2 separate regions of the Mus musculus genome follow, and region 2 is linked to region 1. Evidence: chromatin loops called from intact Hi-C (ENCODE). Cell type or tissue: heart. All regions are shown on one strand. Links, peaks and the distances in the headings refer to the core of each region. The heading gives the core; the rest is flanking DNA.

What was found. A loop is a pair of places that touch in the nucleus more often than their neighbours do. Peaks named below come from ENCODE experiments on the same cell type or tissue, not always from the same donor. Only the 100,000 strongest peaks of a DNase experiment are listed, where the experiment ranks them.
Region 2: a loop joins it to region 1, with 7 times the contacts of the local background. A loop is called at or near these places in 8 of 42 quality-filtered maps.

What each region holds. Positions count from the first base shown.
Region 1 is chr16:85,432,064-85,439,956 of GRCm38, forward strand. No RefSeq gene overlaps it. Among named protein-coding and RNA genes, the nearest start is that of Gm41483, 110 kb to the left of the region's middle. In heart, for the core only: a CTCF peak has its summit at 3,578 (motif pointing left); no DNase peak of the experiment used is centred there.
Region 2 is chr16:84,952,447-84,960,339 of GRCm38, forward strand. App (amyloid beta (A4) precursor protein) reads right to left here. Exons shown (of 18, transcript NM_001198823.1): 18 at 1,990-2,986. The coding sequence ends at 2,885. Among named protein-coding and RNA genes, the nearest start is that of Gm10791, 16 kb to the right of the region's middle. In heart, for the core only: no CTCF peak of the experiment used is centred there; DNase peaks (open chromatin) are centred at 3,195 and 4,945; H3K4me3 peaks cover 287 bases; H3K27ac peaks cover 251 bases.

The DNA.
Region 1 (7,893 bases), core at 1,218-6,217:
ACTTTCCAGCAATCCTTCTGATAGGGCTATTTTTGAAATCCCTTTCTCTATGGCTTTTTAGAAGCCAGAGCCCAAGCGAAGCACAGCTTGATCCTGAACTTGATGTGTGATGGTTTTTCAGAAACTGGGCCAAGAGTTATTCCTTGAAATATGTGACTGTAGCCAGACTAAGGCCCTCTCTTATGGTAGAATAAGACCCTGCTTGGGGCCGGATCTGGGTCAAATGTTGGCTGATGACACACTGACTTCATTATTTTATTCTATTTATTTATTTATTTATTTTTGTCATGAGCAGCTCCTGTGAACATACAGTGACAAAAGCTAGAGCAACACATGCAGTTATTTCTCCACAGGAGTCCCTAGCAGTGGGTTCTCCCATTTCATCTTTCCTTGATTCCCACATGAAGACAAAAGGACAAAGGAGTTTTCATGTGGAGCTAGCCTCATGGGTAGATGTCCTGTAATAATTATTAGGGAGTAGACAATGGATACACCTGAGCACTTGTGATATTCTTACATTGTATGGATCCTCTCCATTGATAAAAAGTAATAAGATCAGACAGTGTACCTTATTATACAATAATCAGAGCAGACAACACCCAGAGAAGAGTCTATTGTGTATGTGTGTATTCCGCACCCCCCCCCCCATTTTATTTTTGGAGAACTTCATACATGAACACTCCATCCATATCACTCCTGCCCTCCAACTCCTACTGTGACCCCCCCTATTCCCCATCTCTTCCTTAATTTTCATTGTACATATATATGTGTATATACTATCTACTGATTTTATTTAATACTGCTCATCTGTATATGTGTCCAGGGATGACCACATACACAAACACGTGATTAGACAGCATATGAAGGAGCTAATCAATGGAGGGAACTGATTTGCCTTCTTTCAGGAACCATTGGCTACCTGTAATTCTTTGTCTACTGGTGAGACCATTTAAGAAAATGGATCATATGATCATTGGGGCTGCCAAGTATAAAATGTGCCTTCAGCTGCAAGAGGTTGAAAACTCAGCCAGGTTTCCTTGTGGATATCTTAGAATTTTTTTTTTCCTCAGGAGTCCTTGGTGTTTGCCTCTATATCTTCGACTGATCAGGCGAGGCCCACCCACACAATGAAGTATGGACTGATTTACTTTCAGTCAATTCATTATAAATGCCCATCCTACAAACAGATACTTCCAGAGTAGCATAGACTAGTGCTTAAGCAGACAAACAGGCTCCACAAATAGACCAACGTGATACAAAATAAATATCAGATGGCTGGATAGGGTCAGCCAGGCCTATAATTCCATCACTTCAATTCCAGAAGAGCCTGAGAAACATAGCCAGAAAAAAATAAAATCACAGATAGCTGTTGGAAGTACAAGCAAAACTATAATCCACACTCTTTAGCTTACATCTCACAGATAGATAAACTAAGGCTCTGGGAAATTCTGTTACTTCTGTAAGGTTCTACAGCATCTCGGAGGTTTAAGAGAGATTTGATTTCATCTATAATTACTCTGAAGAACCCAGTGTGTTTTACACCTCACATCAGACTGATGCATATGTACGCAGCCACTCATTCAGCTCTTGCCTGCTTTCTACTAATCCCTGCAGAGCTCATGCCAGAATAGAGGACCCCTGTCCCAGACACCCTTTTGTTGCTACAGGCATCTGAATGGTGAGGTTGTGCTACAGGGCATGGGCCAACTGAGCCAGAGAGGAAGGTAGCTATTGCAGATAACAAAACGTTCAAATTTTGTTCCTGTCCTGGGTTGATGATTTGAATAAGTTTGACTGGAGTGGATTGGTGTGTTTGAATGCTTGGCCATAGGGGTGGCACCATTAAAAGGTGTGACCTTGTTGGAGGAAGCATGTCACCATGTAGGTAGTCTCCTTATGCTCAGGATCTGCCCAGTGTGGAAAGTCGTCTCCTACTGTTGCCTTTGGATCAAGAAGTAGAACTCTTGGCTCCTTCAGCACTGTTTCTGCCTGAATGCTACCATTCTTCCTGCCGTGATGATAATGGATTTAACCATTGAGATGATAAGCCAGGCCCAACTGAATGTTTGCCTCTGTAAGTGATGCCTTGGTCATGTCTCCTCCCAGCAATAAAACCCAAACTGAGACAGGTTCTAATTTTATAAAAGTCCTGTGACAAAGATGAACACAGTTCAAGGGATAGCTGAGGCTGAGTCCTGTATGTGCTGAGCCTGAGAGAAAAAGTGATACCCACAGCAAAGTATCACAACAGTTCACACTAACTATGTATCTGGGAGGAGTGGACTAGAGCAATTGGAAGCACTTTTGTCTAGTGGGTCTTATAACCTTGGTATAACATCCAGGCTGCTTGCCCAAGTCCCTCAGCAACAGTGCAAATGTACAGTTCTGACCCCATTGTCCATAGTGGCTTTCCCAAGTCTTTATGAGCTCTCAAGGAATCTTAGGCTTCTGCTTCCTTGGCTGCTGTTGTATAAACTGTAGACCTACTACCAGTCATTTTTGCTGGTGTTATGATCACTGGGCAGGGCAGCAGTGCACAGTCAACAGAACTTTCCAGTTTTGCTTTATAAATGCTCAAATATATACACAAAGGATATTAAATATCTCACAATCCATGTTTTCATGAAATAAGGGGGCAAAGTTATATCTTGATTGTAAGAGACAACTGGTTAAAAATATTCGACTCAGACATTCATAAGAAACACAGACTTATTGGCCCTCACTTTGATCTTATCTGACATGAATTGTATTATCCCCATCTGCCACTCACACTATGAAGGGAACCAACTGTGTGTTTCTATTTCAGAGCAAACTGACCACCATCGAGCAGAAGCTCAGGTAGAACCACAGACAGAGGCCAGACGCACTCAACCCCAGGCTGCTGACGTTTCGGAGACTAAAGCCTAACAAAATGTCTTTTTTTCTTCCCCCCTCCCTCTTCTCTCCCCCTTTCTTCCTTCTTCATTTCTTTTTGCCTCAGAATATATGGAATCCATGCCTTACACACACTGGGCAAGTAGCTCTATGACAGAGCTACCTCCTCAGTTCCCCTTAAGATTTTTTAAAAAATGAAAACACACAAAACACTTTTTTGAAACTAGTCTTAGGCATTGGAATTTTAATGCTGGATGATGTACGTATGTACACACACACACACACACACACACACACACACACATGCCTTCCCTACCAGCATATACTCTTCTCTTTCTATTTATCAAGCAAATCTGTGAGAACAAGGGTAAATAAATGGAAGTCCATTAGCATTTGAAGGACAATTCACAAATGCTAAGGATTACATTTTCCAATTTTGTCATCTGAACTGAACACATTACTAGTAATAGATTCATATCTATCTATCTATCTATCTATCTATCTATCTATCTATCTATCTATCTATCTATCTATCTATCTATCATCTATGTGGTAGTTTGAATATGCCTGGTTCATGGGGAATGGCACTATTAGGAACTACTAGGAGGTGTGGCCTTGGAGGAATTGTATCATTGTGGGGATTGACTTTCAGGTCCTATGCTCAGGCTCTGCCCAGTGTGGAAGAGAGCCCCCTACTGGAGGCCCGTGGAAGACAGTCTCTCCTGGTTGCCTTTGGATTAAGATGTCTTACTCTCAGCTTCTGCAGGACCATGTCTACTCGCACACTGCCATGCTTCATGTCATGATGATAATGGACTGAACCTCTGAAACTGTAAGCCAGTCCCTATTAAATGTTGTCTTTTTAAGAGTTGTCTAGGTCATGGTGTCTCTTTACAACAATAGAAACCCTAACTAAAGCAATCTGTCATCTATCTATCTATCTATCTGTCATCTATCTATCTATCTATCTATCTATCTATCTATCTATCTATCTATCTATCTATCATCTATCTATCTATCTATCATCTATCTATCTATCTATCTATCTATCTATCTATCTATCTATCATCTATCTGTCTATCACCTATTATCTAACATCTATCTTTCTGTCTATCTATCATCTACATATTATCTATCTATCTATCTATCTATCTATCTATCTATCTATTAGGTATCCATCAATCTACTTATTTACCATCATCTATCTTCTACTTATTTCACTTGTTTCAATATTCTCCATTGATATTTTTTCCATTTCCCACACAGTAAACTTTTAAGTCCTTGCCATTCTGATGTTGTATTGTTCTTCATTTTGTTCCATTTATTCTTCACCAGTATAAAAGTTTTCTTGCTCTTCTTTAAATGAGCTCACTGTGTCCCTGCCTCAGGCCTGAGCACGTGCTGCTCTCTCTTCCTCTGGGCTCTTGCACCCCATGCCTCCTCCTCACCTTTAGTTCTCTGCTTAATGATTACAGCAGTGAAAGTCTCCACAGTTTCCTTTGAAACATAACCTGCTGCTCTTTACAATGAACCCATTCTCCTTTCTTCATCCTTGCTTTTTGATCCTCAGAGATTTTTCACAATAGATGTAATGCTTTTTCTTTTATCTTTCATCCTTCTTATTAGAATGAAGTGCTAAGGAGTTTTGCTCTCTGAGGGATCCACAGAGCCTGCAAGACACAGGTGACATACACAAGATTCTCAGTCAGGACTTGTTGAATGAACCAAAGAATGTTGGTAAAGATTGGTTTACGTAGTACTTGAAGCTCTTCTTTGTTTGCTCAACTGATAGTTTAGTTCAATTTATTTACTTACTGGTGTGTGTGTGTGAATGTGTGTGTGTGTGTGTGTGTGTGTGTGTGTATGTGTGAATCGAGTAGCAAAGCATGAGTGGGCTTATCAGAGCCAATGTTGGGAAGTCGGTTTTCCTCTACCATCTTGTGGGATCTGGAGATTAAACTTAACTCACTAGGATCAGGCTTGACAGCAGGCATTATTATTACCTACTGAGGTATCTTGCTGGTCTGGTTTCAACCTCTGTACATCTTTTGTAAACTGTAAAATAGATAATCCCTTGGTAAAAGTAAGCATCCATCCACCCACAACAACCAGCAACACGCTATCGCTTTATAATCAACAGATAACATGAGCAACACAGAAAGTGTCATTATTCACTGATGGTAAACAATAACAAGAGAAGAACTGTCAGGTTTAGAACATGGTGCTAAAGTAAATAAAACAGCATTTTGCCATTAGGGTCTTGGAAGTGTATGTACATGGATCCTCTTCATCCATGATACATGTATGTGTCTTAGTACATTTTCTGATCAAAATGTCTAAGGGGGAATCAGATGTGGAAGAGCTGGGAATAGAAGACTGGGAAAGCAAATGGAAATCAGTGGGAGTGGGGGTAGGAAGACATCTCTAGGACATGCCAGCGATCTGGAATGGAGGGAAGCTCCAGGGAGTCTATAAGGGTGACTCTAGCTGAGACCCCTAGCGATGGACGATATAGAACCTAAAGTGGCCACCTTCTGTGGCCTGTCAGAACTTCTAGTGTAGGAATAAGGACATCAACCCACCCAACAAAATTTCTACCCAGAATTTGTTCTACCTACAAGCAGAGCAGGGACAATGGTGGCACAGAGACTGAGGGAATGGCCAACCAATGACTGGCACAGCGTGAAATCTGGGGGGGGGGGGGAGCTCAAGAACTGATCCCTGGCAATATTAATGATACTTTGTTAGGCTTGAATATAGGAGTCTAGCATGACTGTCCTCACCCAACAGCCGACTGAAACAGATGAAAAGACCCACAACTAAACATTAGACAGAGCTCAGGGAGCTCTCGTGAAAGACTTGGGAGAAAGACTGAAGAACTGGAAGAATATGGACTCCATAAGAAGACCAGCAGAGTTAATAACCTGGACCCTTTGGGGCTCCCAGAAACCAAACCACCAACCAAAGCCAGCATGGACTAGATCTAGACCTCCCATACAGATGAAGTAGATATACATCTTGGTCTTTATGTGGGTCCCCCAACAACTGGAGCATTGGCTTACCCTAACTCTGTTGTCTGCCTGTGGATCCTGGTACCCTAACTTGGCTGTTTTGTCTGGCCTCAGAGGGAGAGGATGTATCTAGTCATCCAATGGCTTGAGGTGCCAGAGGGAGTTGGAACCTAGTAGGGACCTCATTATTCTCAGAGGTGAAGGGGAAGGTGGGGTAGGGGAAGAGGACATCTGAGTGATGAACTGGAAGGAGAGAGGGGGTTTGATTGTGTTGTAAAATTAATGGAAAGAAAGAAATGAAGTTTATTTGGCTTACATTCTGGTAGCTCTGCCGTCTAAACAATGTGGAATTGATTGCCTCTTGACTGAATCACAAGATGGAAAAGACTTTGAGAAAGGGGAGCTAGCTGCCTGCAGAGCAGTCTATGTATGGTCCAGATACCCCAATAACAACCCACTCAAAAGGTGAAGCTTGATTCTGTGAGACTAGCTTTAGCATCTTCTGAGTATAGAAGATGCCCAGAGAACACCTTCCTTCCTACTAGGTCCCAGCTCTCAGATCACTAACCACTAACACCCCAACTCCAGGTTTTTGCCACTCTTACTTTGGAGACAATGGTTTGAAACTGCATTGTTTTATCTGTATGTAATAACTGGCCTAATTGCTCAGTTATATGCTGTAACCCTCCCTCCCATTCAACTCTATATAATAAACAGGTCTTCACAGCACTTCCTGTAACTGAACTTGAATGAACTGTTTAGTGATTATTCTGTAGACTGCTCTATTTCTGTGAGTCAAAATACCATGACTAGTTTTTTGTTGTTGTTTTTGTTGTTGTTGCTGCTGCTGCTGCTGCTGCTGCTGCTGCTGCTGCTGCTGCTGTAACTCTGGTCACAAGGTCCAGTACAAAGAAAGCTCTGGATTAAAATTAAAAGACATGAAATAAGAAGAAAGTCCAGGATCTTGGAGAAGGTATCTGCAGATGTCCAAGGCTTACTTTTTGGAAACTTTATAGGAAGAGGCCATTATCTTGTGTGGAATCCACTAATTTTATTTTGAGATTTATTCCCAGAGATGTCACTTTACCAATTGATTTATTTTACTAAATTTCATTTTTTGTTCTTCCTAATGTAAGTAGAAATGTGGCTTTTAATATTTTAATTTTAATACCGTCTTACAGTTACAGGACCTAATTCACTTAAACCCATTCCCAAAAGCATCCATCAAATCTGGTATCAGGAAACAGCACCGCTGTGCTGGAATTTCCCCTAACAAAGATCCAAAAATATTCTATATCAGCTATGCATAATCCAACACCTTAGTTATCCACACATTGCAAGTTCCTTCTCACCAACAATAAAATATAGCCTTTCTTGGAGTAGAATGTAGGTTGCTATTAGGTTAAAAATATATCCTGGGTTGAACAATGGGTATTTTGCCTATGTCCCTGCGAGGCAGTGGCATGTAACAGTGACTTGGGTAAGACATAGTTGTCACTGTAAAACTACAGCAAGAGAGGCCAAAGCTCCACGAGTGGTATTTTCACCACTTATCCACCAATCCCTGAAGCTCGAAGAAGAGAGTAGAGCTTGGACCTTTCCCCTACTCCTTTGCTCTCCAGATTACCCCAGCCAGAGAAGCACATTATTGCTGAAGGCATCCATTAAGGTTGTTACACATTGGTAACATTTCGAAAGTAGTGATACCCTAGGAGTTACATGGTAATCTTTGGGTTATCTTCATGGTATCTTCAGAAGGCAAATCTTGGAGAAAACCACCCCTGCTCTGTGGTACCTGGATAGGGCTGTGTTTTGTAGTATAGTATGTATCACTAGTATTTCTCTAGGTAGAGTATCTACTGAAGGTCTAACACAGGGTTCAGAATAGCTGTGATTGGTATTGATGAGTCAATCCTTCCCTGTAAGCTACTCCCAGAAGCAAGGCAGCATGGAGAAGAGTATGGGGGCGGGGGGTGGGATGCTTGTTTGTATGTTTGTATGCATTTAT
Region 2 (7,893 bases), core at 1,052-6,051, 480 kb before region 1:
GTAGAGATGGGATGTTTGGGAAGTGCCTAGGGCTAGGTCAGGTCAGGTCTCAAGATGGGGTTAACACCCAAGGAAGATGAAGCACTAGAGACTTCCCTCACCATCATGTGAGGAGTCGGTCAGGTGCAAGCTAGGAAGAAGTCTCTTCTAGAACCCAAACACGGCCATCACAATCTTCTTCCCTGATAGAATAGAAAAATGTGAAGTTTAGACATTTAGTCTTTGTCTATTGTTTATTCTTATAGCAGCTGGAATTAATACAAGCATCCTCAATAAAAGGTTGTGTGCACAGGCCATTAAGCTAAAATGAAGGATGGTAGGAAGGCTCAGTGGGTAAAAGTACTTGCTGCCAAGCCTGATGACTTGAGTCTGATTCCAGACCACACAGAGTGGAAGGCACACACTTCCCAGCCAGTAGTCCTTTGAAACTCAAACGCACGTTCATTGTATCATATACAACACATGCCACATAATATAAAGGTCAAAATACTGTTTATAGATCAGTGGTTTGTAACTCGCTTCCGTAAGAGATGTTTGGCAGGATCTGGACACTTGATCCGTCTTCTGGTGTTGGAGAACGTCTTCTGGAAACACTTCTGCTTCTCACTCTTTGAGACAGGATCTCACCCTGTTTTCCAGGCAGGCCTGGTCTCTTGCTTCCCTCCCAAGCACTGGAGTCACAGGCGTGTGAGACATCATACAGCTCGGGAGACATTTCTGGTTAGAATCAGGCGGATGCGGTTAAATATCCTAGAACGTTCGTATCCCCACGAATAAGAGTGACTCCCCCAAAAATGTGGGGAGTGCCCAGGTCCAGAGCTTGCTGCAGACTATCAGCTGCTCTACCCATCATTTCCAGGGCCTGGGGATGTAGCTCACTTGGTAGAGAACTTACTTAGCATACAGGGAGCCTTGAAGTCAAATCCCAGCACTTCATATACACAGGGCACGATGGCGCATGCTGCAGTCCCAATATTTGCAAGGTAGAGGCAGGACCATCAGGAGGATAAGGCCATCTTTGGCTACATGAGTTAAAGGTTAGATTGGGATACTTGAGACCCTAGCTTGAAAGCGAAAAACAAAACAAAACAAAACAAAACAAAAAACAAAACCCCCAAATCAAAACTCTACAGCTTTTCTCTGTTTTTGTTTTGTTTGTGTGTGTGTGTGTGTGTGTGTGTGTTTCACATTTGGAACCTGTTAGTTTTTGTGTGTCAACTTGACACAAGCTGGAGTTATCATAGAGAAAGGAGCCTCCCTCAAGGAAATGCCTCCATGCGATCTAGCTGTAAGGCATTTTCTCAATTATTGTGATCAAGGGGGGAGGGCCCATTGTGGGTGGTGCCATCCCTGGACTGGTAGTCTTGGGTTCTATAAGAAAGCAAACTGAGCAAGCCAGGGGAAGCAAGCCAGTAAGCAGCATCCTCCATGGCCTCTGCATCAGCTCCTGCCTCCAAGTTCCTGCCCTGTGTGAGTTCCTGTCCTGACTTCCTTTGGTGATAAACAAAAGAGCAATGTGGAAGTGTAAGCTGAATAAACCCTTTCCTCCCCAACTTGCTTCTTGGCCATGATGTTTTGTGCAGGAATACAAACCCTGACTAAGACAGAAAGGAAGAACCAAGCCAGGGAAGCACAGCCTTTTAAAAACAACAAACTCCACCAGTTAGTTTACCAGCACTAAGAGCTGTGTGCGCCCACAATTTCCTCATCAGACTCACAGGTTAGGTGTGAGTGACCAGATGAGGTGTTCTCACGGGTCTAGATGACTAAGCAATAAACTCTCACCATACAATCATACCAGTCTAAGGTATTCCTATGAAAACACAATTTTATACAAACCCTCAGGGGTGTCTCAGGGTGCCCTCTCTTCCCTCTTACTCTCTTCCTGGCTTTTCATTCTCTGTCAGTATTATTAAACGAAGCGCCTTGGGTTGATAAATGCAGGGATCTTGCCTTTTCCCTCCCACACAATCACCCTTCAAAGAAACGTCTTGCCTGGAGTTATTTTATTTAATTTATTTATGTAATACAGTGTAGAAAGCTATCATGGCATAAGCAATGATTCTGTACAATCATCCTGCAGAAAATTAATTTTTGGAGAATTCTTGGTAATTGGAGACCAGCAGAACACTCCCTCCCCCCACCCGTAAAAGTGCTTATGATGAACAGGGATAATTTTTTTTTAATTTTTTTTTATCAAAGATCCAAAGATACATGGACAAAAAAAATGTTCAAATTCTCAATGCCTAATGTGTGCACATAAAACAGGCACAAAGAAATCAATGTGTATCCTCTTATTCCTATATCACAAAGAGAGCAGAAGCAGCAATCTGTACAGTAAGATGCAGTCATGGAAAAAGAATTTTCTAAGTCATTTGGAATACTTAAAAAAATGTTCAAAATGCATAGTGATCAGGAAAAGAATACGTAGGAGAAGCAGCTAGACGCCCACGTTCACAAGAAGCATCCCCCATCGATTTTTAAAGCATATTTCAAGTAGGAGTTTTTTCCGGGCCACAAACCACAAGAATAATATACAACGGGCTAAGGGGCTATGTATGTGATAAATAATTAGGAGAGAATCTATTCATGCACTAGTTTGATACAGCTAATTTTTTTTTTTACAGTACACAAAACCCATGAATCATGTAATGTAGAGACCAGAATGTAAAGAGAGAAAGCGAGAATACATTACTGATTTGTATATTAATTCAAGTTCAGGCATCTACTTGTGTTACAGCACAGCTGTCAAAAGCCGAGGGTGAGTAAATAAACGGAAGGGTTTGTTTCTTTCCACGTTATTTTATAAATGAACACCGATGGGTAGTGAAGCAATGGTTTCGCTGTCCAAGTTCAGAGGCCGCTGCTGTGGCGCGGGTGGGGCTTAGTTCTGCATTTGCTCAAAGAACTTGTAAGTTGGATTCTCATATCCGTTCTGCTGCATCTTGGAGAGATGGCGCTCCTCTGGGGTCACGGCGGCGTCGACCTAGAAAGCAGGTACAGAGATCCGGGTTTAAAATAGACCGAGGACTTTAAAGGAGCACAGTACTCGTAGGCAGTAACAGGACACGGTGTGCAGTTCTTTTCTTTGCCCCCAAAGTACTTAACAACCGTGATTTATCAGCTTTAGCCCCAACTTCTGACACCACGTGGCAGAGCCAATGGCTTACGCCGATGCTGCATCTGGCCACTAGGTGGTGCTGAAATTCTTGAGGCGAGTACTCGGGTCTGCACAGGGCACATTGGCTGAAACAGCCAGCACTGGAGTTTGTGGGATGGTGAAGGAGAAAGAACATCTCACAAAGCCGCACTGTGAATGACTGTGAGTGACGCTTAGATCTGTGCAGAATATAACACTCCGCTTTGTGGGGCCCCAGGTATCTGCTGCCATTTCGAAGTACATTTATCTCTGTAGAAATGTTAATGAGAGTTTTGAGAGCCTATTAAATAAAAGATACACACACACACACACATGTATGTATATGTCTTTTATTATATATATACATATATATATATATATATATGTATATATATACACACATACACATATAAAAGGGGTATAAATAAAGGTAACATATATGGATGTATGTGTGTGTCTGTGTGTGTGTGAGTGTATGTATATAAAAGGTGTATTACCAGGGGTAGGGTATAGGGGACTTTTGGGATAGCATTTGAAGTGTAAATGAAAAAATTATCTAATAAAAATTTGAAAAAAGGGGGGTATTACTTGACACAAAAAGGGAAACTGTATAGACACACTATCCTAATTATACATACATACATACATACATACATACATACATACATACATATCTGTCTGTCTGTCGATCCATCCTTCCATCCACTCATCCATCCATCCACCCACCTACCCATTCATCCTACACATACAGGATTTGTAGTCCTGGGGGTTGCATTCAGGCCTCATTTCCGCCAGGCCAGAGCTCTACAGCAGGCTTCAGCTGTAAGATCAGGTCGGCACGGTAAACATAATCTGCCTCAGCCATTGTCACGGAGAGCCGGGCAGGTGTTAGTCTCTGCAGACTGTGCGGGGCACACATCTCTCTACAGTAGCTAATGGCTTTTCTTGTTTCTATATTTGTCCTACCTCTCCCAGTGAGGAGAAGAGGAGGTGCTTGCTTGAGTCTGCTGGATTAATATGAGCTCCAAGCCTCTGTAAAGCCGCGTTGGAAGACGAGAGGACTCTGTCCGTATGCACATAGCATAAACCATGTTTCCCACAGAAAAGTTAAGGTGTGTTCTATGGGATTCATTTCACAGGGATATTTCTTATTCTGTCCTGGACTGAATGGAGCTTGCAGCCTCATTTTTCAGAGGTCTCTAGTTCCCATTGCTGAGCACTGTCAAATGATGTCTGGCAATTCCCCAGCTTTCTCTTTGTCTCTGTCCCCTGCCCCCACCCCGCCTACTGCCAGTGTGGCACAGTTCAGACCCTGCACAACTGTCTTACTGTTATGGTGGCTCCTAAAACAACAAGGGGGGGGCAGATATGCATGGTGCCAGTGCTGCCCTACCTACCAGGTGATGGACAGACATGTGGTATGATACACATAGATCATATGATACACACAGATCACGCCTAGTCCCACCTAAGGAGTAATTCAGGTGGAGAGCCTTGTAGAGATGAATTCCTTCATGGCCATTGGGTGTGACCCCACTTCAGAGAACTAGTTAGTCCTTTTTAGGCTGGGCACGAGACAGACTTCAGGACAGACTTCAGGACACAGTCAAAGGCAGTGGGAATAGGAGCTGCCCTGCCCTTAGGTCCTGGGACATTTCCTTCTGCTCATCCGCCCTGACTCCTCCCATCTGCACGAGGTGGGATCCAGATGGGAGCTGCTCGCATCTTCCCTCCTGTGAGAGTTGCCTGCAGTCCAGTCTCCAGGTCACTCCAGTAAGGGCCTGGGTGTTTTCCTCTTATACCAAGGCCTACCCAGGAGCTAGCACTCAGAGAACACTGCTCAGCATCACTGCCCCTTGGGAGAAACACACAGGTGTTTTTCCCATCTCCTCCTGTTTGCTGTGATCTGCTCTGCTGTCAACAAATGAGGTCACCTCGATTTAATTGGCGACAGGCTTGCAAGCTAAAATGCCTTCTCTCTACAGATTAACTCCCCAAAGTGAGAGCATTCAGTCACCCTCCTGTTCGGCTTGCTAGAGACAAGCCTGTCTGCAATCCTGTGCCACTTGAACCTGGCCATTTTCTCCACTCTCTAGGACCCCATAACTGAAATGTCAAATAAGGGAATTAAAAAAATAAATAAATAAACTTGCTTTGGAGATCAAGCATGTAGCTGCTGTTTCTTAGTGTGTCTATACCTCGAGGAGGGGCAGCGGCTCTCGAGCTGCCTGCCAACAGTCTTCTGCATTTTCCAAGAACAGCAGAGCACCTTCGTGTTTAGTACTGTTATTTAGTTTTCTGACTTCAAACTCCAAAATAAATGCTCAAGGGAGCCCCACCGGAGATCCAAGGCTCCGAGAGCGGACTCAGTCCGGGCATCTCAATTCCCTGTCTTTTCTTGGTTTGCTTTGCGTGCTAATCCTCCATGCCCTTTGCTGCTGGGAAGCAGAAGGGGTTCACGATTCCTGCCATGGGGACAGCTTAGCCCTCAGTGTTCACAGGGCTCTGGGCTTCCGAATAGATTGCTTTTAAAGGCACCCGAGGAGAAGAGTCCAAATGGCATCTTTTAATCCCCAATCGTCTTGAATTCTGGAAGTGAATATTCATGTCTGGGGAGAAACCTCCGGCTAAACAAAGAACAAGGATGAGCCTTCCTCCTAGCAAGGGCCCTCAAAGCTACCTCGAGGACTGTGCCAATCCCTCTGTGACCACTGTGTGCCTCTAGCAACAGACTGAAATTGTGGGCATGTTCAGGAGGCAATACTCAAGGGCCATGATAGCTGTTACTAAAGTAGGAAGCCTTCCTGGCAGAATGAACCTTTGGCATCATGTTAAGCAAATCGTTAAATTAATATTTACTTCTTAGGTATTAAAAATCCAAACCACAAGGAGTTACAAAGTTTGGAGCTGAGACGAAAGGATGGACCATCTAGAGACTGCCATATCCAGAGATCTACCCCATAATCAGCTTCCAAACGCTGACACCATTGCATACACTAGCAAGATTTTATCGAAAGGACCCAGATGTAGCTGTCTCTTGTGAGACTATGCCGGGGCCTAGCAAACACAGAAGTGGATGCTCACAGTCAGCTATTGGATGGATCACAGGGCCCCCAATGGAGGAGCTAGAGAAAGTACCCAAGGAGCTAAAGAGATCTGCAACCCTGTAGGTGCAACATTATGAACTATCCAGTACCCCGGAGCTCTTGACTCTAGCTGCATGTGTATCAAAAGATGGCCTAGTCGGCCATCACTGGAAAGAGAGGCCCATTGGACTTGCAAACTTTATATGCCCCAGTACAGGGGAATGCCAGGGCCAAAAAAATGGGAATGGGTGGGTAGGGAAGTGGGGGGGAGGGTAAGGGAGACTTTTGGGATAGCATTGGAAATGTAATTGAGGAAAATATGTAATAAAAAATATTTAAAAAATCCAAACCAACTGCTCATGCCTGATGGCTATTTACTGTATCAAAAATAATAATAAATGATAATAATAATAATAGCCACTAGGCTTCTTTGAATGCCCACATTTCCCTCCACAGTTTTCCTAGGCTTGCTACTTTGTGACCCATGGGAGTCTTTCATTGTGAGGACAAGAGATACTCAGGAGACACATGCTTCCACCATGCCCAGGTGATGGAAAAATACAAAGACGTGGCCTTGAGTGACCGGGACACTCGGTCCATTCGTTGCCCCTTTTTGTTCTTACTGACATGAATGAGGTCTGCTCATCCATGAAGGAAATGAAGTAGAGCCGGGAATAGTGTCATTTCCACGTACGTGCAGCGTTTCTTCAGCACACACAGGAGATGGGTTCCAAAACCAAAGAGGAAGGGTGCTTAAGTTCTTTGCTTAATAACGCATGGTATCTGCATATGACCTACACACATTCTCCCCTATACAGCATGGCTACGCACCCCCAGATGACTGTGACATATAATTCCAAATACAATCTAAATGCAAATGGTTGTCATAGTGATTATTTATGGAATAATCTGTTCATGCTCAGGTGCATTATTTTCCCTAAATACTTTTGATCAGTTGGGGCGGGGCGGGGGTGGGGAGCTCAACCTGTGGCTGTGGAGACACTGTGGCCGAGTGTGTGCAGCGCTCCAAAGTCAGGCAGGAGAGGGTGACATCCACCCTGCGCATTCCCGAGGTACTCAAAGATGAAGGGCTTGCTGAAGCCCATGGCAGCGTGCTTCAATACTGACACCCCAGGCTGAAGAGTAGCTCTCGGTGGCCTAGTTCTACCACTCCAGCTAAATGACACCTCCCCAAGGGCAGGGTACAGGCACAGCAGTACAAGTGAGTTCTATTTCAACCCTCTGTCCCAGTGTGGACTCAATACGGAGCTGGACCAAGCCTCGTCACGGACAGAAACACAGACTGTTAAAGGGAAAGAGATTTCAGACTCTCCACGGCATCCCTCTCCAGGACAAAGTGAGTCTATAGGGAATCAAGTGAAAACCAAGACCATTTCTTGAGTGGCGCTCAAGAAGATGCCACTTGGATACGCCGAGCAGTGACCCTTCCAGGATGCCGAAGTTTCTTTAGAATCAACATGTCAACCTCTTTCCCTCTGTCATTCTGAAGAGGCAGTGTCTCTTGGTTACTGCCCAAAAGAATCACTCGGTCCAGGTTGCAGGAAGGTGTTTAAGAGGGGGCTTAGGTTAGGAGGTGAGGGGGTATCATTTTTTGCTACCCAAAGCCTGCCTAAAGAGTACCTCAAAGCAGTCAGCATTAGTGTGTGT